Regions from separate parts of the Homo sapiens genome. Here all the other regions are linked to region 1. A link is a loop called in an ENCODE intact Hi-C map of the cell type or tissue named here. Cell type or tissue: ascending aorta. All regions are shown on one strand.

Region 1 (8,000 bases):
AATGTTATTATTTGCCACTGTGTCCCGAGGCCATGTGTTGGGAATGGGTGAGATTGCATAAATCAGACGTGGAATTCTATGTTGGGAGTCCATTGACTCTCTCAGGATATCGCTGTAATTATTTCCCTTGGATCAATAGAGAAGCTTTGATGTTGTCTTTACAGCCAAGAGAAGGCTTCTTTCCATTTATCTCCCACCTTGTTGAAAATGCACAGAGCCCTTCTCTAAAACTCACCCTCCCTTAATATAAAAATGAGCATTTCATTGTGTTTTCAATGTTGTTGCTATTTTTTAGGCACTGTCATCTTTCAGAGCCACCTCCACCTGGGGACTGGGAGCCAGTTTCACTCTGCGACATGAAGTCCCGTCTTGGGCCTGGGCCTTCTGTCCGTTCCCCTCCGGCTCCCATCATGGTTCCTCTCTGCACTGCAGGCCTGGGGCCACTATTCATTCTAAACTTCTTCTAGATGCTTGTGTTATCAAGGATGTCATTTTTATTACCCTCTCTACACTCGCATGTCTGCCTTGCATAAAGTTAGCTCTCAGTGCATGTTGGTTGAATCGAACTAAGAGGAGAGAGTGAGGAATTTGAACTTCTCTCCAGCAGAGTCACCTAGAGCCAGTCGAGGTTCATTTCAGAACCTGTACCCTAACTGGGACAGGAAAGACTGTAGCTGGAGGAAGAAGAGAGGCTATGGTTTTCTAGAGCATCATTCTGTATGTTAAGTCCAAACAATACTAACGTTTTTTTAAAAAACTCCCATTATATATAATAAATTCTTAGCATACTTTGGGGGTGGGGCTGGGAGGGATGATTTACTAACCATTTTTTGCTCATGCTTAATAAATATTTCCTGAAAGTATACAAGTCAAGAATCCAATTCAAGAAATGAGAAAAAAGAGCATCTTCCTCAAAAAAAAGAAAAAAAATTTTTTTAAATCAATGAAATTCATTTTGTACTGTTTACAATTTTATTGCTGCATCCTAGGCACTGACACATAATAAATGCTCAATAAATATTTATTGAACAAAAATAAATCAATAAACAAATATTTCTTGAATAGATATTTACATAGAAATGAGGCACCAGAGCAAGTGCAAATATCCCCTCAGACTCCCTGTCTTCCTCAATCCAAATCCAACCACCTCCAAGAAACAGGGCTTTCCCCAACACTGGCATTTTCATTTTTCTGAATTTCTAAAGCCATAGGTTTCTGCTTAATTATACCTTTATTTACTTAAAAAATATTTATAGAGCACTATGTGCCAGTCACCATTCCAAGCACTCATATATATCTCATTTAATCCTTAAACAATTCCATGAGTGGGTATTAATATTACTAATATTATTATCTTCAACTTACTGATGAGAAAATTGAGGCATGAAAGAGCTAAATAACTTGGCCAAGATCACACAGCCAGTGAGTACTGGAGTCAGGATTTATCTATTTTTATTTTATTTTATTTTAGAGACAAGATCTTACTCTGTTACCTAGGCTTGAGTACAGTGGTACAATCACAACTCACAGCAACCTCGACCTCCTGGGCTCAATCAATCCTCCCACCTCAGCCTCCCAGGTAGCTAGGACTACAGGGTCACACCACCATACCAGGATAATTTTTTTTATTTTTTTGTAGAGACAGGGTCTCACTTTGTTGCCCAGGTTGTTCTCAAACTCCTGGGCTTAAACCGTCTTTCTGCCTCAGCCTCCCAAGGTGGGTAAGCCCCAGAATCTGTTTTTGTGACCACTATTCTGGGCCACTACCACCCTTGCCATGATTGATCTTCAGTTGTTTCATGCCAACCTGGGCTCTCTCGTTGTCCTGTGAGCCTCCTGACAGGTGGGACCACAACTCCTGCTGCTTTTATCACATTCCCCCATCATATTTATTCAATAAATGTTTATTAAGCACCTCCTTTGTTTCTGGCATGTTCTAGGTTCCAGGAATACAGCAATGAACCAGACTGTCCAATCCCCTCCTCATGGAGTTTACATTCCAATGAGAGAAAAACAGACGATACCCAGGCAAACAAGATACTTAGAGATCATTACAAGTGCGATAAAGGAATAAAACAGAGTGAGGAGTCAGGAGGCCTTGAGGCAGAGGGAGCCTCCTTACATCATGGGGTGAGAAAGGGCTGTCTGCGCTGAGCCCTGAGGAAAAAGAGCCAGCCAGTGAGGAGTTAAGGGAAGAGAGCTCAGGTGCAAAGAGCCTGAGGCAGAAATGGGCTTGGCAAGTTCTGGAAGGAGAAAGATGCCTGGAGGGTGACCAAGCAGGATAGGAGAGGGGAACAGAGCTCAGAGCTTGCAGGCCTGGGGAAGTTTGGATTCTGCACACGGTGTTGAGAGAAGCCACAGGACATGACACAGCGCTCACATGACACAGTGAACACTAAACGACTACCACATCTCTATACCTGGGTGCCTCTCTGCACACCAAGCTACCTGGAACCACTGAGCACTGCCTCCGGGGTGCCCCGTTACCCCCAAAATTGCTGTTCTAGTAGGGTGCCGGGGACAACCTTGTGGGCCTGGAGTCAGATGGTCTGAGTTTCAATCTCTACTCTTCTGATCACACGTTGAATGACTTTAGGCAAATTATTGAACCTAAGCTTCAGTTTTCTAGCCTGAAAAAAGTACATCATAAAGGACATATCCCAGATTACTGTAAGGGTTAAATGAGCGGATAGGTACCACATGCTCAGTCGTTCTTATGTTGTGGTGGTGATGTTTATTAATCGTGCTAGGAGTTCAGCCCTGAAGTGTAAACACTTCCTAGCAGAACGTGCTGTAATTTCTGGCATCAGCTATACCGTTTTCTGGGCTAAGAGCAACAGATCAGTGAAAAGGGTCTGAAAAGAAGAAAAAAAAAAACGGTATGATACAACACGTCTACTATTTCCCAAATAACATGACCTCTACTTTCTATTTTTTATGCAACACGCTGGAAAGTTCTAATGCATTCAAAATCCCTCTCCAAGCTCTCTCTGGTTTCTTATTAGCATATGTCCAGAGACAACATCAGTCGTGCGACCCTCTGAGGAGAATCGATGACTGAAAATGTAGCGCGCCATGACCAGAAACTCAATTCCCGGCCAGATGAAAAAAGAAGCCCATTTAACCCAAGGAATGTCAAGGCCAGGGTTTCTGTTCAGATATCCTGAGAAACGAGTTACATGGAAACGCCGAGACGGAGGCCTCCATCCCCACGCCGAGCATGTCTTTTCTTTGGTGCGCCAAGGAACCCATTAAGAACCAAGCCCTGGCGCCATCTCCTGGCAGTCTCGAAAACTGAAAAGCAGACGTTTAACACAAGGGACCCCTCCCTCTCCTTGACAGAAATTAAGTTCGGGGGAAAAAAACTGGTAATTTCATGGGAACTTCTGTGTTTTCAACCTCCTGTTAAATATTTGAATCGAGAAGAGCAGATGGTAGCAGTCTCAGCCATTTACAGTCCCCACAAGGGACTGTCCCTGCTATACCGCCACTTCCTTTGTTTCTGTAAGAGCTTGTCACTCAACAGAGGTACCAGAGATCAGAGCCAGCACATTTATCTGCAGTAGCTGGTGCTTGGCCCCACTCCCACAAGTGCACCCAGCATTACCTGAGGATAGTCCTCTGCCCAAATTAACATCTTCAAATACATCTACTTTCTCAAAATACTTTACACAAAGAAAGCATGCATGAAATCTGCCTTCAAAGAGGTGGGCTCCAAACTCACTGCAAAGCTGCAAGCCCAAGTTCACCTCAGTACCCAGAATCTCATGATAAGGATCAGTTTGGGGTCTTGCTCTCCCTAGGGAAAGACCAGGTGGCACCTTTGCCTTCACAGCCACTTTCACTTTCCAAGGCTTTGCCTGGCCCGGGGAGTTTCCGCAGTTAGCGTTCAGCTTCATACTCACCATAAAGCCAGGTAACTTGGCATCATTAGACACAGAGCCTGAAATGACTAGAAAAAATAAATCTGCAGGGTTGCTGACCAAGGAGTGAACCAAAATCCCCAGGAATTTGGTCTTATTCCTCTGGAAGGACAAGCAGGGTGGTTTTGAAAACAGGGAAGCCATTGGCTGGGCTGGTTCCTCCCTGCTTTACTCAGGGATATATATTTACTTATTTAAAATGCATTGAGCCCTTTCTGCTTGGCAGATAATGTAAAAAGCACTTTACCAGCAGTTCTTTATTTAATCTCAACAACAACCCATACAACTGGTATCATTTTTATTTCCATTTAACAGATAGAAAACAGAGAGAACTTTACATAACTTGCCCAAGATCTTAGAGCAAATAAATGGTAGAGAAAGGATTCAAGTTTATGCATCCTGATTCTTCTTAACCACATAAGAAAGTATCTCTCAGAGACCCAGGACTTGGGATTTTCATTGGCACTTCTGAAAACACAGCCACTCCTCATGTTTGTAGGATGAATGAAATGGGATAATTTTCCCTAAAGAAAAAAGGTGCCCTCCATAGCCCTTCGAATGTGTGTGTGTGGTGGGGGAGGAGGAGATGCAGTAGCATCTGGCCCCGAATTTTAGTCCTTCTTGAACAGCATATACCCCATGTAAATTCTTTCCCCTGAGTCTTCACACGCTTGATCCAGTTACTGAACCGTAGTCCTCATCCCCAGCCCATTTTTTAGGACCTTGTCCTTAATTTTCTCATATCATTCATGCCTGATGACTGATTTCTCATGGTTATTTGCAAAAGCACAAATACAAATGCTATTAACTGGTAATAAAACAAGCCAGCCATTTCTAAAACTCAGTGCTGGTGACTGCTTAGTGGTCTTTGGGGACCCTGGGTTTGCCAGATCCCACTAAAGCAAACATTGCTTTCGATACAAACTTGCCAAGCGTGATTTGTAGTGATTCGAGACCAGGACAAGGCAGTACACAGTCAGGTATGGGGCGGCCGGGTATGGGTAGTGAGTTCTACTCATGCTCAGAAATAGAAATGGTTGGCATGGTGGGAGCAGTCAGAGGGGAAGCCACTGCTCCTGCCCCTGCTCTCTTTATACCTTGCCTGACCTCAGTATCTGATGTGTAAAATGACAGAGCGCAGTTGATAACAAATCCCTTTTGAGCACTGACCATAATTCAGGCACTCTGTGGTCCTGGTGATACAGTGTTGAACAAGACAATGATTTTGTCCTAATGGATTTTATAGTGTGGTGGGGAAGAAGGGGAAGGCAGATGATAAACAGATAAATAGATAAGTTACATGGTAGGTAGTGATACAGGCTACAAATAAAAGTAAGTCAGGGTAAAAGGATAGTGAGTTGCAGTGGGGTGCCAGAAAGGGAGGCTAGGGAGATCTCTTTGATGAAATAACATTAGAGTAGGGGTGTGGATGAAGTGAGGGAGCAACCCAAACTCAAAGCTGTGGGAAGAGCATTCCTGGAAGAAGCAGCAGGGAGGAAAAGGCCCTGAGATAGGAACGACGCAATGTGTCCGATGAGCAGCAAGGAGACCAGTGTGGCTGGGTCACCAGGAGTGTTGGGGAGTGGCAGGAAATGAGGAGCACCCAGGAGCCAGAGCATGGAGGGCCTGGCAGGCCATGGGAAGGAGCTCAGTTAGGAAGCCCCTGAAGGCTTTAGAGTGTGTGCCAGGCAGGGCGTGGTGGCTCATGCCTGTAATCTCAGCACATTGGGAGGCCGAGGCTGGTGGATCACTTGAGCTCAGTTTGAGACCAGCCCGGGCAACATGGCAAAACCTCATCTCTACAAAAAATACAAAAAAAAAAAAAAAATAGCTGGGCATAGTGGTAAGTGCCTGTAGTCCCAGCTACTTGGGGGGCTGAGGTGGGAGAATCACTTTAGCCCAGGAGGTTGAGGCTGCAGTGAAATGAGATTGCACAACTGCACTCCAGCCTGGGTGACAAAGTGAGAATGTGTCTTAAAAAAAAAAAAAAAAAAAGTGCGTGTGCCAGAGTATCTCTAACTCTCTCCGAATCTAGGCCTTGAGACTTGAGCAGGACCATCCTAAATAAGTAGGACCTAGACTGGAGGAATACAAATGCTAAGTATTCACATTTAACATGGTATGGGCTCCTTTGCAGTTAGAGAGTCACTTAATTAGGGAGGTAACCAAAGCAAGCAGAAAAATACCAGAGTTAGAGGTTCAGAGACCAAAGAGAGTCCCAAGCATTTCATGAGCAAATTGGGAAATACGTGGTGCAACTGACCTCTTTAGGCAGCCAGTCCCTTATGCTGTCTCTCTTCTGGCCCAAGACTCTCAATATGGTGCCCTGTTAGGGCCATGCAAGGCCCTGTCCTCCTAAATACCAACCTGCCATTTGAAACTTATTCCTCCTTGTTTCATTGCCACTGTTATCTGTACTGTAGATTACAGGTAGTTGCTAATGTAAAATAAATCCAAGCTAACTTGGCACTTCCCAAATTTCCTAGAAGTCTACTAAGGTAGAAGAGAGAAAATTGTGGCCCCAGAGCATCTGGAAGTTGTAAGGTAAGAAGCAGTCTGTTGCAAGCAGGAAACTTAATTGAAGATTCACATTTTGTCATAAAATTCATGTGAATGTTGCATTCTATTCCAGGTCTATTTGTAAGAACTTAACAGCAATGTGTTACATTACTCAATGACCAAATATGACCCACCAAGAAAATATGTCACATACATTATCCTGTGCTTTGCCACACACCTAGCACACTCTACTGTGTCCCTATGACTGGAAAAACGCAACTTTTTCTAGTTGAAAAGCATTAAGTTGATAACTAAACTTAACCCAGTTAAAGCACTCTTCTCTCCAGAAAGATCTTAAGTCATTGCTAATATTTGGGATTTCAAAGATCATGGCTCACCATTGGAAGGAAAATGTGAAGCAGAGGGCTCCTAAAGCAGATCTGGGTGTCTTCTTAAATAAAGACCCTAATGCCAGGCCCGATTCCACAGTTGTTTATCTTAGGAAAGCCCAAGCCATTTCAACTATGGGTTGAGTTGCCAATACAAGTTGGAAATATTCTGCATCTTAGCCATCTCTGAACATCAGCAGGCATACATGAGAATAGCGTGCACAATATGGCAGCTTCATAGCTTTACATAAGTGTGAGTACATTCCTTCAGTGTCGCACGCCTTAGAAAGTAATGTTGCAGTGAATACGAAAAGCATTCACAAACTGACATTTCTGTTTACCTAAGTGGTAGTTAGCAGCATCTCTGAATGATGATGTTTCTCCTATTATTTAATATCTGACAATATCTTGGCTCATGTTCTAGTGGATTTGATATAAGAAGGTTACTTGTGCAACACAGTTGTCTGTAGAGATAGAAGAATGTACTTATTTGGGGGTAAAAAGGAAAATAGAAGGATATATGCATTATGATACATGCGTCAATATCACTGTGACTATACAATGCTGTATCTTGAGGGACTTACTCTAAATACCATCCTTTCTTCCATCACATAATGCACATAATCACAGGCTTTCTGGCTCCTAGAAAAGGAAAGAATGCCATATTGATTGCTGTGGATACTAGCGGATTGAGCAGGCTGCTTCTGCCATACAGTGGGGACTGTTGAAATGGCAGCCACAGGAAGTGTCACCTACTTTCAGTCAAAGAGAAAACGTAAAATATTTACTGTCTATGCAATTCCTATTTTCAGTTATCTCAAATTAACAACAATTATAATACATAGCACACACAGAATGCTTTATATAATTGCAAGTGCATTGTGCAGCACAAAATGTACTGAAGATATGGTAAATATATAATTTCATTCTGTCATTTTACCTTATTAAATATCTAGTTTTTCTTGTATTTACAGTAAGACTACTTTTTAAAATTCAGGTCTGATATGTGTTTTTATACTTAATTTTAAAAATAGTATACTAAGTCCAAAGTAAGTAGCATTTTTGCTTTAGGGGGCAAAAATATCTCAGTCTGTGATGACAATTTTTTTTTCTATGAGAGGTTCCGTTTTTGTTTAAGCTAAGCATTGTTTTTAGGTAGAATATTCCTACCCCAAAGATTTAAGAATTC
Region 2 (8,000 bases), 150 kb before region 1:
GGAAGCTAGGTAATGGTATAACATGAACTCTCTGTATTATCTTTGCAACTATTTTGTGAATCTAAAGTTATTTCAAAATAAAAAGTTTTTTTAAAAAAATGCTCTTACTAGAGGCTCTCAGTTCTAGGCAAGATGGAATATGCTTTCTACAGTTTTATCTCTCCTGCTGGTTACAATAAAACCTTGAACAAAATAGAAAATACAGCCACTTGAAGATTCTAAAAAATAAAAGTAAATCATAATAGTTGAAATAGGAAGGCAAATCAAAACTTGAAGGACTACCAGGACAGCCATGGTGAGTTTCCTGGTTTCTTTTTCCTTCCTTTGTCTACTAGGTTTGACCCAAGGACAAGCCAAATCAAGAAAATGTGCCATGCCATGAAAAGCCCAACCCTGAGGAAAGCCTGTCTTTCTGGCCAGAGGATTAGGAAAAGCAGCCCCTGTAAGCTGGAGACTGTAAGGAGAATCCAGGGTTTGTTTTGTTTTGTTTTCTCTTTTTTCTCTCAAAGCCCTTCCTGGAAGCCAGTCCCTGCCCCATAGTAGCACAATTGCCAAATGTGGTGGTGTGGTGGGCATCTGAAGTTCTGAGAGAAGAGTCACCCCTCCAGACATAGGAGCTGAGGAGAGGCGCCCCAGTCGTGCAAAGTGTAGGGGGACTTCCTATTATTTCTCTCTCACCTATTTCCTGCTTCAATGAATATAATTCAGAGGCAAACTCCATCTTTCTAGTGAGAGGACTCCAAAAAGGAGACTCCAGATGCTGGAAAGTGTGAGAAAAATCATTCGGAGGAGAGAGCAGAAATAGGAGATCCCCCATTTTTTGTAAGCTGTCACAAATCCTGAGCTCACAGACAATTGTGCATATGTAGAACACACCCCAAGAAGTATAGCAAAGGCTCTGAGAACTAAGCCTCAATGGCTTCCCCCAAAAGCACAGCTTTCAAAACTGTATGGACATTGGTACCACCCACCAACAGAAGGTGAGACAGAACTCACAGTCTAAGCCTGACTGGTGTAATTTCCTGCCAAAACACAACCTCTACATTATCCAGAGGAGAATCTCAGGGCCCAGAGATTCACAACAAAGTATAACAGGGCCCAGAGTCTCACAACACAATATAAACTGTCTTGGATATCATCGAAAATAGTCAACCTGCCAAGAACCAGAAAAATCTAATTCTCGAGTCAATCAACCAGTGACAACTTCGAGATGACCCAGATATTGGAATTACCGATAAAGACCTTGAAACATCTATTATGACCATTCTTCATGAGGAGAAAGGGAGCACTCTTGAATTGAATGGAAAGTTCTCAGAAGAGAAACAGAAATCATAACAAGAGAACCAAATGGAATTTTAGAATAAGAAATACAATATCTGAAATAAAAAATTCACCAGATAGACTCAAAGTTGGAGTCCGTCTTCAAAAAAGTCGACATGACCGAAAAAAGAGTCCATTAACTGAAACTAATTAGAAACGATACAATCTGAAGGACAGGGAGAAAGTAGGTTGAAGAAATGACCAGAGACTCAGGACCTGTGGGGTGGGACAATATGAAAAGTTTAACATGCATGTGACTGGAGTCCCTAAAAAAGAGGAGACACAAATTGGTGCAGAAAAAAAAATATATTTGAAGAAATAATTACAGAAATTTCCCAAATTCAGTGAAAGACATAAATTTGCCGATAATAAGAAGCTCAGGGAACCACAAACAAGACAAATGCAAATAAAACCATCAGAAGAAAACTGTGAAAACCAAAGGCTGAAGAAATATCAAAACCAGCCAGAGAAAATGACACATTGCATATAGATTAACAATTTAATTGACCGTGTATTTTTTTTCAAGCTAGAAAGAAAAGAACTGTCAACGCATAATTCTGTATCCCATGAAATCAAGACGTTCTCAGACGGAAGAAAACTAACAAATTTCATTACCAATAAACCTACTTTAGGCCAGGTGCAGTGGCTTATGCCTGCAATCCCGACACTTTCGGAGGCCGAGGCGGGTGGATCACTTGAAGCCAGCAGTTCGAGACCAGCCTGGCCAACATGGCGAAACCCTGTCTCTATTAAAAATACAAAAATTAGCTGGTCGTGGAGGTGCACACCTGTAGTCCCAGCTACTTGGGAGGCTGAGGTGGGAAAATCACCTGAACTGGGAGGCAGAGGCTGCAGTGAGCTGAGATCACACCGCTCTACCCAGCCTGGGCAACAGAGCAAGATTCTGTCTAAAAAAAAAAAAATTACTTAAAAAGAAAGTTACAGGAAGTTCTTCAGATTGAAGGGAAATTACCCCAGAGGGAGAATCAGAACTTCAGGAATGAAGAAAGAGCAACAGAAATTGTAAACATCTGTGTAAATATAATAAACCATTTTGTCCTCTAGAAATATGTATGACTATTGGAAGCCAAAATTAAAACATTGTTGGAAGGGAGAGTTTTCAATGCATATAGGTGTAATATATATGGCAATTATAACATAAAGGGAGGAGGAGGGTGTGGAACATACATGGTTTAAGATTTCTACATTCTACTCGAAGTGGTAAAATGCGAAATTTAAATAGAATGTGAGAAGTTAGGTAGGTATATATAATGGATACATAACACCTAGAGCAACTACAAAAATAAATATAAGATGATACCAGTATGAGCCTGGCTGCCTGCCCCTTCCCAGGTCTGGACTAAACACCCCCCATCTGAGACTATTCACCCATTGCTCACCCAAACCTTCCCTCTGGGGCTCAGCTGGAACCCCCTCCTATTGTCACATTTTCTAATCCCCCCATAGCTGCGGAGACAGAGGTGACTCAGCTCAGTCACATCCAGGATGCTACAAGGCAAGGAGAAGTTGAGGAAATCCAGACCCTTTCAGTCCATCCTCCAAGGGGAAAATTGCTGCTTGCCCAAGAGCCCACAGCAAGCCACTGTTAGAACAGTGGCCTGGAAGCAGATATTCCAGTACCACACGCCATCATGAAACTGGAGATTGGGGCTCCCTCCCCAGCTCCTCTGCCCCACCTGGGAGCAAGTGCTTGTGTCCAACTGTCCTCCAGGACTACTAGTAATGAACGCATACGTAGACGTTCTATGTGCCAGGCACTATTTTAATTGATTCTATTTCTGTCTATCTATTTACTCATCCATCCATCCATCCGTCCATCCTTCCATCCACACTAAGCCTCAAATTGCCCCAATTGAGATAGGTACTATCTTTCTCTATCGTTTATGGATGGAGAAAATCAAGCATTGGGAGGTTAAGAAACTTGCCCCAGATGACAGAGCTAACAAGTGTTGGCCCTGGAATTTGCATGCAGGTCTGGCTCTGGCATCTGAGTTCCTAACTACAGTTAGCAACACAAAGCACAGCTCTCTAAGACATTCCGTGGTCTGGAGGCTCCCCCTGACCCACACCCCCAGGATCATTTCTGTTCAGGTGGAATTTGGTGAAAAGGCATATAGAGGGCGGCTTTGAAGGAAGGAACTGGAGGGTAGGAGCTGGTAAGAGGCCTCACGCTGCTGACAGGCTGGTGGAGGGAGGCGCTTGGGTACCGTTGCTAGGCAACTGCCTCAGGCCTGTGGTCCTCTCAGCGCTGGAGCCTTCCTCTTGGGCTCCTCCGTTCTTCCCTAACAATGGCTGAGGACACCAGCACTTCCTCCCTTCTAGCTTGCTCCCTCTGAGTCACTGCCATTCCCAGTCACATGGTGTAAGCAGCTTGGCTTTGCCCCAAGACCCTGGTGGGGGCAGATAAGGAGCCTCCCATCATGCTTGAGTCCAGCCTCACTCTCTGGAAAAGTCTGGCCTCCTGCGGCAGCCAAGCATGGCAGGCCTCTGCCAACAGAGGTTAAGCCAAGCATCCTCAGACCATGTCCCAGCTCCAGTTCAATCTGACCTGCGTGCCGAGATTAGCAGCCAGCTAGTGGAGTGAAAAGGGATCTCCTCAACTTGCTTCCCTTTTGCCTTCCTCAAAGGTATTTGCTTTGTCATTTCTGTCCAAAGATCAACAAAGTGTTGCTGCTGGTGACACATCACAAATTTGCCCCTTGGACTTACCAGGAAGTCCAAAAGGAGGCCAATTAATCTCATTACTCTCCTATACTCCCTGTCTGCTTTAAATGTGATTCATTGAAGGTGAAAGGCTATTTTCACAGCCAACTATAAAAAGCCAAAAAAAAATGAAATCACTGTGACCCAGCAAAGAGGGTCGGACACTGGAAAGCATCCAGCATTCAGAGGACAGGGGCATCTCCCTTCTCTGCCAACAAGCCCACCAGCATTGGCATGAGTCACAGTTCAGTCCCCTCCATGGCAGCCTCCCTTGGCACATTCTTCCTCCCCTAGTGACATAACAGAGGCCCCTCCTTCCCACCACACTGCCCCATTCAGCTCACAGATCATTTAGCCACCTTCTAAAACACTGAATTGTACCACTTTCAGTAACAGCCTTGCTGGATACCTTTCATGGGCCAGATTCTTGACTTTCATAACTTATGTAAGTGATAGCCAGTGTCATGCTTGAAATCATTCTTTAATAACATCATTAGGAAACATGCCAATTTTTTTTTTTGTACAGGAAGAGCTAAGAAGAGGAGGCCAGGAAACAGCTCCTACCTTAAGTGCATCTGATGACAAATGACTCAAACACCACTTTGCAGAAGTAAAGGTGCTAGGCTGAGTCTTTGTAACAACTGGACCCAGAAGGGCACTGAGAAACACACAGCTGCTTTCTGTTGAAGACTAAAAGCATCCTTCAGCTACTCTAACATTTTCTCCCAGGCATTTCCAAAAGTGGGGTTCCAATGCTAAGGTCACTGGGGAATACTAAGTATCAAGTCCACTTCCTACTTGTTTCTCTTGAGCACACTCTAGAGTAGAACCCAGAGCTCTCCTTTAGTTCTTCCTGTGGTTCTTTCCCCCAAAGGAAGGGGGAAGATACACAGGTTGAGGAGGCAGAGGACAGGGCACACGAAGCTTTCAGAACTGTAGAAGTCTCCTATGTGATCCTGGAGAAAGCTGTGCATCTAACATACTGTCCTTTTTCCAGAAACCAGCAAGTATCTGTCTGCCCCTCCCCTAGCCTGGGTTCCCAGATTTGGACACCTGCCCCAAGAGAGATGGGGTCATCTTCAGCATCCAGCCTATGAAGTTCCCAGAGGGAGGGAGCCAGTAGCTCATTACCATTTCATCCTTTTGGTAAAACACCTAGAAGGGCTAGTTTGTCTTGTGAATAAAACATAGAGTTCTTTCTTACTTATCTCAGGACCCCAATTCACTTTGCCAAAAGAAAAAAACATTAAGCTGAAAGCCGAGTCATGCAAGAAACTGCCTTTCCTTTTGTTCCTAAGCAGAGAGCTACAGTTAAAGGTTAAATATCTCCACAGGTGATAACTCTATGTTCACCTTACCTTATATAAGGTGCCAATTTACTGAGCATGAGATGAATACATAGTTGACTGTTCCCCTACCTTCTCCTTTGTCTTACAACATGTGGATTAGCATACCCTCCCTCTTTCCCCTCCAGTCTAGTTTTCTGCTTTTAATATTGAAGCCCCCAAATTCATCTTTGGAGACAGGCACAGACCACAGACTGTTTCTGTGATTTCTGTGTTCTCTTCTTCTGGGCATGTCCTTACTCTTGGCAAAATACACTTCTAAATTGATTGAGACCTGTGTTAGATAATTTTTGGTTTACAAGCCCTGCTTACTCACCCCTCAAGAAGATATCTTGTTGGGCTGGGCTCGGTGGCTCACGCCTGTAATCCCAGCACTTTGGGAGGCCGAGGCAGGTGGATCACGAGGTCAGGAGTTCAAGACTAGCCTGGCCAAGATGATGAAACTCCGTCTCTACTAAAAATACAAAAATTAGCCAGGCATGGTGGTGGGCACCTATAATCCCAGCTACTCAGAAGGCTGAGGCAGAGAACTGCTTGAACCTGGGAGGTGGAGGTTGCAGTGAGCCAAGATTGCACCACTGCACTGTAGCCTGGGCAACAGAGCAAGACTCTGTCTCAAAAAAAAAAAAAAAGAAGAAGAAGACATATTGTTGGGTTTAGTCATCTGTGGCTCTGAGTGGTCACACTGGGTACCTTTCCAATGGGGCTACATAAAAGGGATCTGAACAACTACTGTTCTCAGGAAGAAAAGTGGGAAGTTCTTTAACTTCTAATCCCAGTAGCACTCCTTCTCCCACTCCTTCTATCACATACATGGACAGACACACAGACATAGCATGTATGCACAATTATGGATATAACAACTCCATTTGCTTTCCTAAGAAGGGCAAAAATCTTCTTCAATTCACCATCAGACTCTATCCTCACCTTACATTCTTCAAAGCCATAAATAAGGTATGAAGGAGTGAATAAACTCAAGAGGAAAAAAGGCCTTTTATGTGATGGGATTCAGGACATGCCACCCCAAAATATGACCAGAATGTGCCACCCTCAAATATGCTTCTTTGGCATAAGGATTATTTGAAGTGGTTCTTTTGACAAACTGCAGATACAGCAGTAGCTCTGAAAAGTTGTCTTTTTGTAAGAGAAATTTACATTTACAAAAGAAATTCCCATTTTTAAGGGTGCCTCCCTCTCTGCACCAGGAGGAGAAAGATTACTAAATTATCAGAAACTCTTCATCAGTGGAGAAGGCATCCACTTAAATCTGCATAGAAAATCTTACCCTTGGTTTATGGTGCTTTTCCTGGCCATTGCATCTTAATAGGGCCTTTTCCTATACACTCCTTTTTTTGTTTCAGAGAAACAAAATATTTAAGCCTAAAGTCTAATTTGAGATCTACAGGAGGTGTGTGTGTTATTAAACATTTGTTTGCTTTTCTCTTGTTAATCTGTCTTTTATTAGAGGGAGTCCCAGCTAAAAACTCACGTAGAATGGAGGAGAACGTTGTTTTTCCTTCCCACACATGTCTCACACTCACGGCAGAAAGCAAGGAAGAAGGGAAGGGAAAAATAACACTGGAGTAAGTGCTGTTGGAGAACCTTGTTCACAAGTTTCAAGAAGCCTGTCAGGCCCTGGAATTAACCTGCTCCCAAAAGAGATCGGTTGAACTATGTCCCCAGATAAACCCTCAGATTCCCGAATCTCCATATATCACATCCTCAACCGGTAGTGGTGTTTGATCATCTTCTCCAGATATACAGAAGAATCACAGGAGATCTGGCAAGAAGCTGCAACATTTCCTACTATGTCTGGTTTTCTTCTTGGTGTTGATGATGAGGCTTAAGAGATGATATAAGGAGAAGGAGAATTTCTTTTTGGAGATTAATAAAAATAATATTGAACCATTGCTGCATAACAAGCTGTCTTAACATTTAGTGGGTTTGTTACTGGAAAGGGGTTCCAATCCAGACCCCATGAGAAGGTCCTTGGATCTCATGCAAGAAAGAATTTGGGGCAAGTCCACAGAGTAAAGTGAAAACAAGTTCATTAAGAAAGTAAGGGAATAAAAGAATGGCTACTGAAAGAACAGAGCCACCCCAAGGGCTGCTGGTTGGCTATTTTTATGCTTATTTCTTGATCATATGCTAAACAAGAGGTGGATTATTCAAGAGATTTCCAGGAAAGGGGCAGGCAATTCCCAGAACTGAGGGTTCCTTCCCTTTTTAGATCACATAAGGTAACTTCCAGACATTGCGATGGCATTTGTAAACTGTCATGGCCCTGGTGGGAGTGTCTTTTCACATGCTAATGCAATATAATTAGCGTATAATGAGCACTGAGGATGACCAGAGGTCGCTTTTGTGGTCATCTTGGTTTTGGCAGGTTTTGGCCAGCTTCTTTTTTTTTCTTTAAAATTAAACTTTATTTATCAAAGCACCGTTAGAACAGTGAAAAGTCACAGCATGGGGGAAGATATTGGCAATATATATTTTTATTTCAATAGTTTGGGGGAAAAAGATGGTTTTTGGCTACATAAATAAGTTCTTTAGTGGTGATTTCTGATCGAGATTGTGGTGCACCCATCACCTAAACAGTGTACACTGTAC
Region 3 (8,000 bases), 240 kb before region 1:
CTTTTCTGTGCCTCCCAGAATCCAACCTCTCAGCTGGAAGAATCACTTTCCTCCCAAGAGGAGCTTCGGCCATCAGCCCAAGCCCAGGACCCTGACAAAGAGGTAGGGTGTTGATTTTCTGGCAGGAAGGCTGTGTCACTTCAGCTTGCTGGACTGTTCCTCCTGTCTTCCCTTCTCACTCTGCCTGCCCAAGAGGCCACCCATGGATCAGCACGAGCTTCAGAGAAGATGTGTTTGTCTTCCTTTTGCAGCTCACAGCAAACAGTGATTCCACTCAAAGCAGAATGTTATTTTAATATCAGTTGGTGGTTCTATGTCTCTCACCTATGCCTTGGGACTCAGCCTGCACCCCATTCCCTCACCAGATTCCAGGACCTCAGCCTCTCCAAGAGAGTGGCAGACCCCAGCTCTGGGGCGTCTGCTGGGTGAGATTTCAGGTCACCATCTCTCATATTCCCTTCGAATTCAGATCACTATCTGCTTGGTCTCCTGTACCATGCTAGTTTGAGAGAGACAGGCGTTAGGAACTCTGGCAGTTTCTAAGCCTTTAATCAGCAAAAGCATTTGATGGAATCAAGCAAATTTTCAAGGTTTTCCTCCTGCTTATCCAGCAGAACACCAAGCCTCAGCCCCTCCATTCTGGACTGCAGCAGGCTTGGCTACAGAATGCTCTGAGCAGCTGCTTGCTGCCTCACTGCAGGGATCAAGCCCATCTATTTAGTGCCCCCTTGTCATTGGAAGAGTAATTTATTTCCCTCACTCTCTTTCATTCAAACCGCTGCCCACATCTTTCTTTTCCTTCTAAGTGTTTTCATTCCTTTTCCCCCTCTTCTGCCTAAGCAACCTTTTCCCACCTTCCTCTGCCTAAGCACTTAACTATGGGCTACTCCTGGGATATATGAGATGACTGATAGAGATTCAAGGAGTTTAAATCAGACCAGAGTATTACAAACACACACTCCCATGCTCCCCCCACCACCCTGCCGACTAGCCCTGGACAATGGCATTGGAGGTGTAAACACTAGACCAGCAATCTGTCTTCAGAAGAAGGGATTCCCAGGTTCCTTTCCTCTCCCCTCTGGGAATTTCCCACAGAAGCAGGGAGCCAAGCTAAGGACAGACTGCACAATTTTGCCCTTTGCCTTTCCTGGAGGTCTGTAGCTTGGTGGCTGGAAGTTGAAAAGGATCTTATTACATAAAAAAGAGCAATTGTCCATCCAAAGTTAGGGGAGTGGTTTGCTATGTATTAGGTTGGTGTGAAAGTAACTGTGGTTTTTGGTAGTACTTTTAATTGCAAAAACCGCAAATACTTTTGCACCAGCCTAATACATAAAAATGAGGACAATTCAGCCGTCAGGAAGGACTTTCTTTCCAGGTAGCTGGCCAGGCTTTGTCCTCACTCACTACTTGATCTGAGCTGGGCAGCAGCTGGTGCTCTGGGCCCTGAGGAGAGTGAAAGCCCTTGGTGGTGCAGCCCTGGGCACCAGATGAATCAATAGAGAAGAAGGCCAGGCTTTTTTCTGGTCACTTTCTTCTCCAGTCTGTTCTAGGTCATGGGAGAGACCAGAACTGTGGCACAAAGTTCATGAGATACCAGCAAGGAGCTCATTGGCTGGAGGAAAATTGTCAAAGCTATTAGGGATGTGATGTGGTGTGTGTGTGTGTGTGTGTGTGCGTGTGTGTGTGTGTGTGTGATGTATCTGTGCCCGTGAGGGAATGCTTGCAATATTAGTGACTTTTATTTTAGGGTGATGGAATGTATTGAAAACATTTTCTTTGTTCTTTCTTCTTACACAGAGATAGACTCATGGATGTGCACTCTCTTACACATTCTCTGTCAAGAAAACCGTTCTTCTTTCTGTATGTCAATCAAATGGGGCCTTCCGGTGTCTCTAATTCAATATCTTATTTCCCTTAAGATCTGGAGAGAAAGCTCTGATATAACCTCTGGAGCATAAGAGGATGCAGAGAAATTTGCAGCAGCTTCCTCCTCTGCCATCTCTTCTCCCTCAATGGCCCTCCAAGGAGCCATGAAAGAGAAGAGCGTGAAGCAGTCTGGTGAGCTGAGAGCTGAATGCAGAGTTCACCCTGGAGTCAGGCCAGGCAAGCTAAATGGCTGAAGCCCTACCTGGGCAGCTTAGGCTTGTGGTGAGAGGGTGGCAGGGTGAGGGACAAGTGAGGCTGCTTCACCCCAGAAGAAAGTCCTGCAGGCAGGTCAACATGGTGGCACCTGCAGAAGCGGGCTTCTGTGCCACCGTCCTCCATTCTTGGCCTCTACTTGGCATTCTGAATCTCCCCTTCCCCTGCCACAGTCCAGCAAAATAGCTCTCAGTAAATCAATAATTTCCAACCTACTAAAAATGAAAGCCAATCTATTCTTTCTCCAAGGGTTATTTGCATTGTAAGCCTGAGCCCCAGTTACTAAATAAAAGCCATTTCACCTTCTAAAGGAACAACACACATCAGCTCAGAGATAGGAGAGAAATTGCAGGAGCAAGAGTATCTTTTAGACTTTACAACTTCAGTTTACTTCCAACCCCCGTCCCACTCAGAAGAGGACTAGGAGGCTGCTTCCAAGGTTTGGCTTTTCAAGTTGGGAAACTCTCCTCCGATTGCCATCAACAGTATCTGAAATTGTCACCATTTATCTCTTAAGGTTAAAGCATTTCTTTAACCTTCTCATTACTCTTCTCATAACTCTTTAACCTTAACTCATTCTTTAAAGTCACAGTTTCCAGAACCATTACCTTGAAAAGGAGCAATTCAGTGCTTGGACAAGAGACCATTCATTTTCACATTGTAGACATCTCAGACCTGAATGGGACACCAAGCAAGCTAATTTCAATGGGCAGAAGGGGAAAGAGGTTTAAATTGAAAGTCAGGAGACCTGAGTCCATGAAGAGCTACATGGACCCTTATCCTTTACATCCCCATCTGTAAAATAAAATATCACCTGTTTTTCACAGAGCTGTTGTGAGACTCAAGAGAGAAAGTGCATGTGAAAGAACTTTTAAAATGGTAAGTCCCATAAAAATGTAGGCTGTGGTAACACTTGAATTTGTGAGATATAACGTCTTCCTTGTGCTGATTGGTCCCAAGGCACTGGGCCTGCAATTCAGGTACCTGCCACTAGAGGGACAGTGTTGTCATTAGCCTGCAAAAATCCTATACAGTCCACACTTCTTTGGCACTTCCTGCTGATGTCTAACAGCAGTTGTCCAGATGTTTCCATGCATGCTGGGACCCCAGGCTTGGCTAACAACCCCTTCACAACAAGTATAAACTTCATTTGCTCCACATCAGGCACTTGGTATTAAGTCTATATTTCCTCTTAGAACCTTCTACTCCCTGAAAGTGGTTAAGGAAACCAAGAGTAAATGAATTTTTGTGTGTGTGTGTGTGTTTGTGTTTGTTTGTTTGTTTGTTTGTTTGAGACAGAGTCTCGCTCTGTCGCCCAGGCTGGAGTGCAGTGGCGTGATCTCGGCTCACTGCAAGCTCCGCCTCCTGGGTTCATGCCATTCTCCTGCCTCAGCCTCCTGGGTAGCTGGGAGTACAGGCGCCCGTTACCACGCCCGTCTAATTTTTTTTGTATTTTTAGTAGAGACGGGGTTTCACCGTGTTAGCCAGGATGGTCTCGATCTCCTGACCTCGTTCTCCGCCCGCCTCGGCCTCCCAAAGTGCTGGGATTACAGGTGTGAGCCAACGCGCCCGGCCTAAGAGTAAATGTTTTTAATAAGTCAAGCCTGGACTCTTTCTGGACTCTCTCTATTGTCACTCTGACAAATCAAGTTTACTTACATCCTGAAAATCAGGCTGCTAGTGCCATCCTGCTAATGTTTTCACAAAGCCAGACTGTTCTGTCTTCGGTGACCATGTTAATAGGCTAGACTTTCTTTAAGCTTTCCCCAAGTGCATCCAAAATAGCCCAGTCCGCAGCAGTTAGTGCCAAAATGCAACATCACAGGTCACCGCATCCTCTATCTATTTGCCAACACTTGTGTCTCATTTTAGAAGAGAAAAATTGTTAGTGTGATACAAGCAATAAGCCCTGAAACCCATCCCCCATGGGGTTTGGCTTTAATGGCAGAAAATGAGGAGAAACTTTTAAGCCAATTGATGGGATGCAGGACTCAGAAAACTCTGGGAGTTGCCAGAGTCACAGGGTTAGATCCCAACTCAGACGCATGCAGGAGATATTCCAGCTCCTTTCTCTGACTTTGGAACCAGCTTTGGGTACTAAGAAAATTCAGTGATCTTTTACTCTATTTTCAGTTTCCTTCTTTACTTCATTTCTATGCTTCCCTGTCTCCAGAGAGTTGGGGATAGGGGTGCCATTACTCTCATAGTTTCCTTCCTGCCTGAATACTGGGTTCGGAAGAGTGGGCTCCTGAAGTCTGTGCAAAGGCTAGACTCATTTAGAGTGGCAACCAGGTGCTGGTCTTCTAAAAGATGCCCTTTGGGTAGGAGCTGAATGTGAAACTGAGGTCTGTGGGGCTAAGCTGAGGACTCCCTCATCAGGAAAGCTCTGCCTGAAGTCCTAGATATCTGCTGCATGTCTGTAGAGTAGAGGTGGAGACCCTTTTTCTAAGAGGGGAAACCAAGCAGTACTTTGCCTCTGGTTTCTTTCAGAACAGACAAGGTCCCAGACCTATGGGCACTCAGCCCCAGCCTATGTGTTGCCACTTAATGGGCCTCCTAAAATGTCCCTCTAACTTCCAGGGAGGCGTCCTTGAAGAATCAGATCCACAGTGGACATGGGGGTAAGGGAAAACAAACATTCCCTTTTAGGGCCGTCACAAAATAAAGCCCAGCTGCTCCAGGATCTGTCTTTCTGTGCAGGTAGTAAGCACCAGCCACAGATGTCCAAAAAAAGGATGTCAAAGCTTCATCAACCATTTGTATCTTAATAAAGTTCGGGAACTAAGATACTAAAAGAATGACACCCAGTACTAGGGGATAAAAGAAAAACAAAACTGGAGGCTGAGATGTAAGATCTTTTGCAGAAATCACTAATTTATGTATTTATTTGTTTGTTTGTTTATACATATATACATGCATATAGGCACCTCCTTGTTCCACATTGAATTGATTCACTTATTTATTCAAATATTTATTGAGCACCTGCTGACATTGTAAGCAAAACCAGACACAAACACTACCCTAGTGGAGTTTACAGTCTTGTGGGGGGAACAAATATTGACACCAAATCACACAAATAGCACAATGATAATAAACTGATAGGCACAGTGTAGGAAATGCAGAGATCCACAGAGGTGTGGCATGTGGGAGTCAGTGTGCAATGTGCTAATGAGAGTGGATGGTTACATTTTTAAGGATGCTGTGAGCCTTTAAATGCAGACACTATTGAAAATTAAATTATAGTCCAGGCGCGGTGGCTTACAACTGTAATCCCAGCACTTTGGGAGGCCGAGGTGGGTGGATCACTTGAGGTCAGAAGTTCGAGATCAGCCTGGCCAACATGGTGAAACCTGGTCTCTACTAAAAATACCAAAAAAAAAAAAAAAAATACATGCATTAGCTAGGCATGGTGGCCTGTGCCTGTAGTCCCAGCTACTCTGGAGGCTGAGGCATGAGGATCACTTGAACCCAGGAGGCAGAGATTGCAGTGAGTCAAGATTGCACCACTGCACTCCAGCCTGGGTGACAGAGCAAGTCTCCATCTCAAAAATATATATATTAAGTTATATATGCTAAAAATTACACGATTTATATTAAAAATGAGATACATATTTTAAACCCATTACTTCCTAATTATTTTACATTTTACTATTATCTATGCTTTTGAGGTTATTTATATTTTTTATGTCTGCATGTTGGAAATACTATAGAATGATGTTTTACTATGTCTGTCTTCCTAACTCTGTTGGACATCATGTTGATAGCTTAAAATTGGCCACGGTGGGAGTATTTATACCACAGATAAGAGCAAACAGTGGCTTTTGTTGTCCCAGACATCTGGCTGTTAAACATTTTCCAGCACACCACTGCATGACGCTGTGTGGCAGGGAGGGGTGACCTAACCTGAAGATAGCATGTGTGTAGACACGAACACCGGAAGTGTAGCAAATGCTGCTAGTTGTCCACCCACACTCATCCTCAGCTTGCCCTTTAAACAGCCACGGTTTTGTTCAGGCTGGCAATTTGCCCAGCTACGAAACCACATATCCTAGCCTCCCTTGGAGCTTGGGGTTGAAGCCACATGACCCAGCCCTGGCCAATGAGATGGATGTGGAATCTGCTGCCAATTTCTGGGAAGAGTTTTGCTTCTTGACGTGGGCACCGCCCCTTCCTCCTTACTGCTTCCTTCTTGTTCCTGCCTGCACTGCTGGCTGGAGGTGGAACAGCCATTTTGTGACTAGGAAGGGACCTCAAGGGTGAAACATGCCAAGAACAACAGCCAGGCAAAGACAGGAGGAGCTAGGACAGGGATGATTATGGAGCTGGCAGCCCCCCGGACTGCCCACCTCTGGGCCTCTTCTTAGGTGTAAAATAAACTCCTATTTGGTTAAACTACTCAGATGGGTCTCTTTACATGCTGCCAAGTGCAATCTCTTATTCAGTAGACTTTCCTGAAGAAGTGACGTTTGTGCTGAGTTGATGGGAAGAGGCAGGAGTTAAGCATCAGCTAAATGGGGCATTTATTTTGTGCCAAGTAAGCAGGCTTACTGTTTCCCAGCTCTCAGGTGTGCATGCCTGAGTTGACTTCTCCCTGCAAAAGATGCCTGGAATACGCCAGGTGAAAGGGAAGACCATGATGGGGTTGCTGAGGCAGTAGCAGTTTTGTTTTGTCCCTGGCGGATTCATATCATGGGTTAATTGGCAGTGGTGGTGGGTCCCTATACAAAAGGCTGGAAGGTGAATTCAGACTGGATCCAGCCAGTCGAGGCAGCACTAAACTGCAACCTCTCTTTCTCGCTTTCCCTACCCTGGTCCACAACAGCTTTCAAATCTTTCCAAATCCTCACCCCAGGACACGCTAGGCAGCCCTTTCCTGCCTGCTACGAAGCTGCTTTCCTAGGAAGGGGGCTTTTGAATTCAAGTGCAGAAAAATCTTCATATTAAAAAAAAAAAAAGCCTTCAACCGGTTGCTAGGGTTTTGTGTATCCTGCTTTAGGGAGCTTTCTCCAATGAAAGAGACTCGTCGCTATAGAAACTGCCACGTCACAGGACTTCTGTACAGCAGCGTCTGAGACTTAGGCTGCCTCTTCCAGGACAGGTTTTATATCAGAGCCCCTCTCACAGAAGTGTGTGCCTGGGACTGGGGAGGGAGAGGACCCTGGAATTGTCAGTGGCTTTAAATATCCCTCCCTCCCTTTCTTTCCTGCTCCCCACTTCTCTCTCCCTCCTGCCCCCCTCCATCTCTTCTTTCTCCTCCCTCTTCATTGCAAACAGAATGCAAAAGCAATTGCAGTAATACAGAGCATTTCTCTGTATGTCCACACTTCTTCTTAGCCATGGAAAGATGACGTTGCTACCACACCCATGCACATACACATGCACACACTCAGTTCTGGTAAGATAAATGGCAGCTTGGAAGGGACTCATTTGATGCAACACTCAATAATTCCATGTTTATGAGGACTCAAGGCTAACTCAAACCACTTGAGTCAAGCCCCTGAGTCAAAGCCCTTGAGTCAAGCCAAGGGAAGTTCACACTGAGGCAGTTGGAGGTGTGGGGGACCTTCTTCCTCTATTAAAGAGACATGCAAGGTCACGCATCTATCTTCTAGGCAAAGCTATTGTCTTCCCATATTAAAATACAGGTAGTCTTTGCCTTTTAAATAGGGTTATCATGTAGTTTATCATCCCAAGTGGGACATCTACAAGAGGAGCTGTTAGTAATTATACTAGGACAATGTCATATACCAGGATTGTCTGGGCAAATAAGGACATTTGTCTGATCCACTTGTAACTTGCAAACACATGCTTAACAAACGATGCACAAGAGAAAATGGCTTCCTGCCCCTCATCTTCCCTGA

Evidence for each region. Hi-C counts contacts between places; a loop is a spot of excess contacts. Peaks named below come from ENCODE experiments on the same cell type or tissue, not always from the same donor. Only the 100,000 strongest peaks of a DNase experiment are listed, where the experiment ranks them.
Region 2: a loop joins it to region 1, with 2.3 times the contacts of the local background. A loop is called at or near these places in 20 of 110 quality-filtered maps.
Region 3: a loop joins it to region 1, with 8 times the contacts of the local background. A loop is called at or near these places in 55 of 110 quality-filtered maps.

What each region holds. Positions count from the first base shown.
Region 1 is chr5:71,778,377-71,786,376 of GRCh38, reverse strand. No RefSeq gene overlaps it. Among named protein-coding and RNA genes, the nearest start is that of CARTPT, 63 kb to the right of the region's middle. RefSeq lists an enhancer at 7,341-7,635. In ascending aorta, CTCF peaks have their summits at 3,279 (motif pointing left) and 7,536; DNase peaks (open chromatin) are centred at 3,256, 3,552 and 5,526; H3K4me3 peaks cover 1,901 bases; H3K27ac peaks cover 2,809 bases.
Region 2 is chr5:71,928,826-71,936,825 of GRCh38, reverse strand. No RefSeq gene overlaps it. Among named protein-coding and RNA genes, the nearest start is that of MAP1B, 170 kb to the left of the region's middle. In ascending aorta, a CTCF peak has its summit at 3,860; DNase peaks (open chromatin) are centred at 3,725 and 4,295; H3K27ac peaks cover 5,721 bases.
Region 3 is chr5:72,013,490-72,021,489 of GRCh38, reverse strand. No RefSeq gene overlaps it. Among named protein-coding and RNA genes, the nearest start is that of MAP1B, 90 kb to the left of the region's middle. In ascending aorta, a CTCF peak has its summit at 3,128; DNase peaks (open chromatin) are centred at 3,118 and 6,238.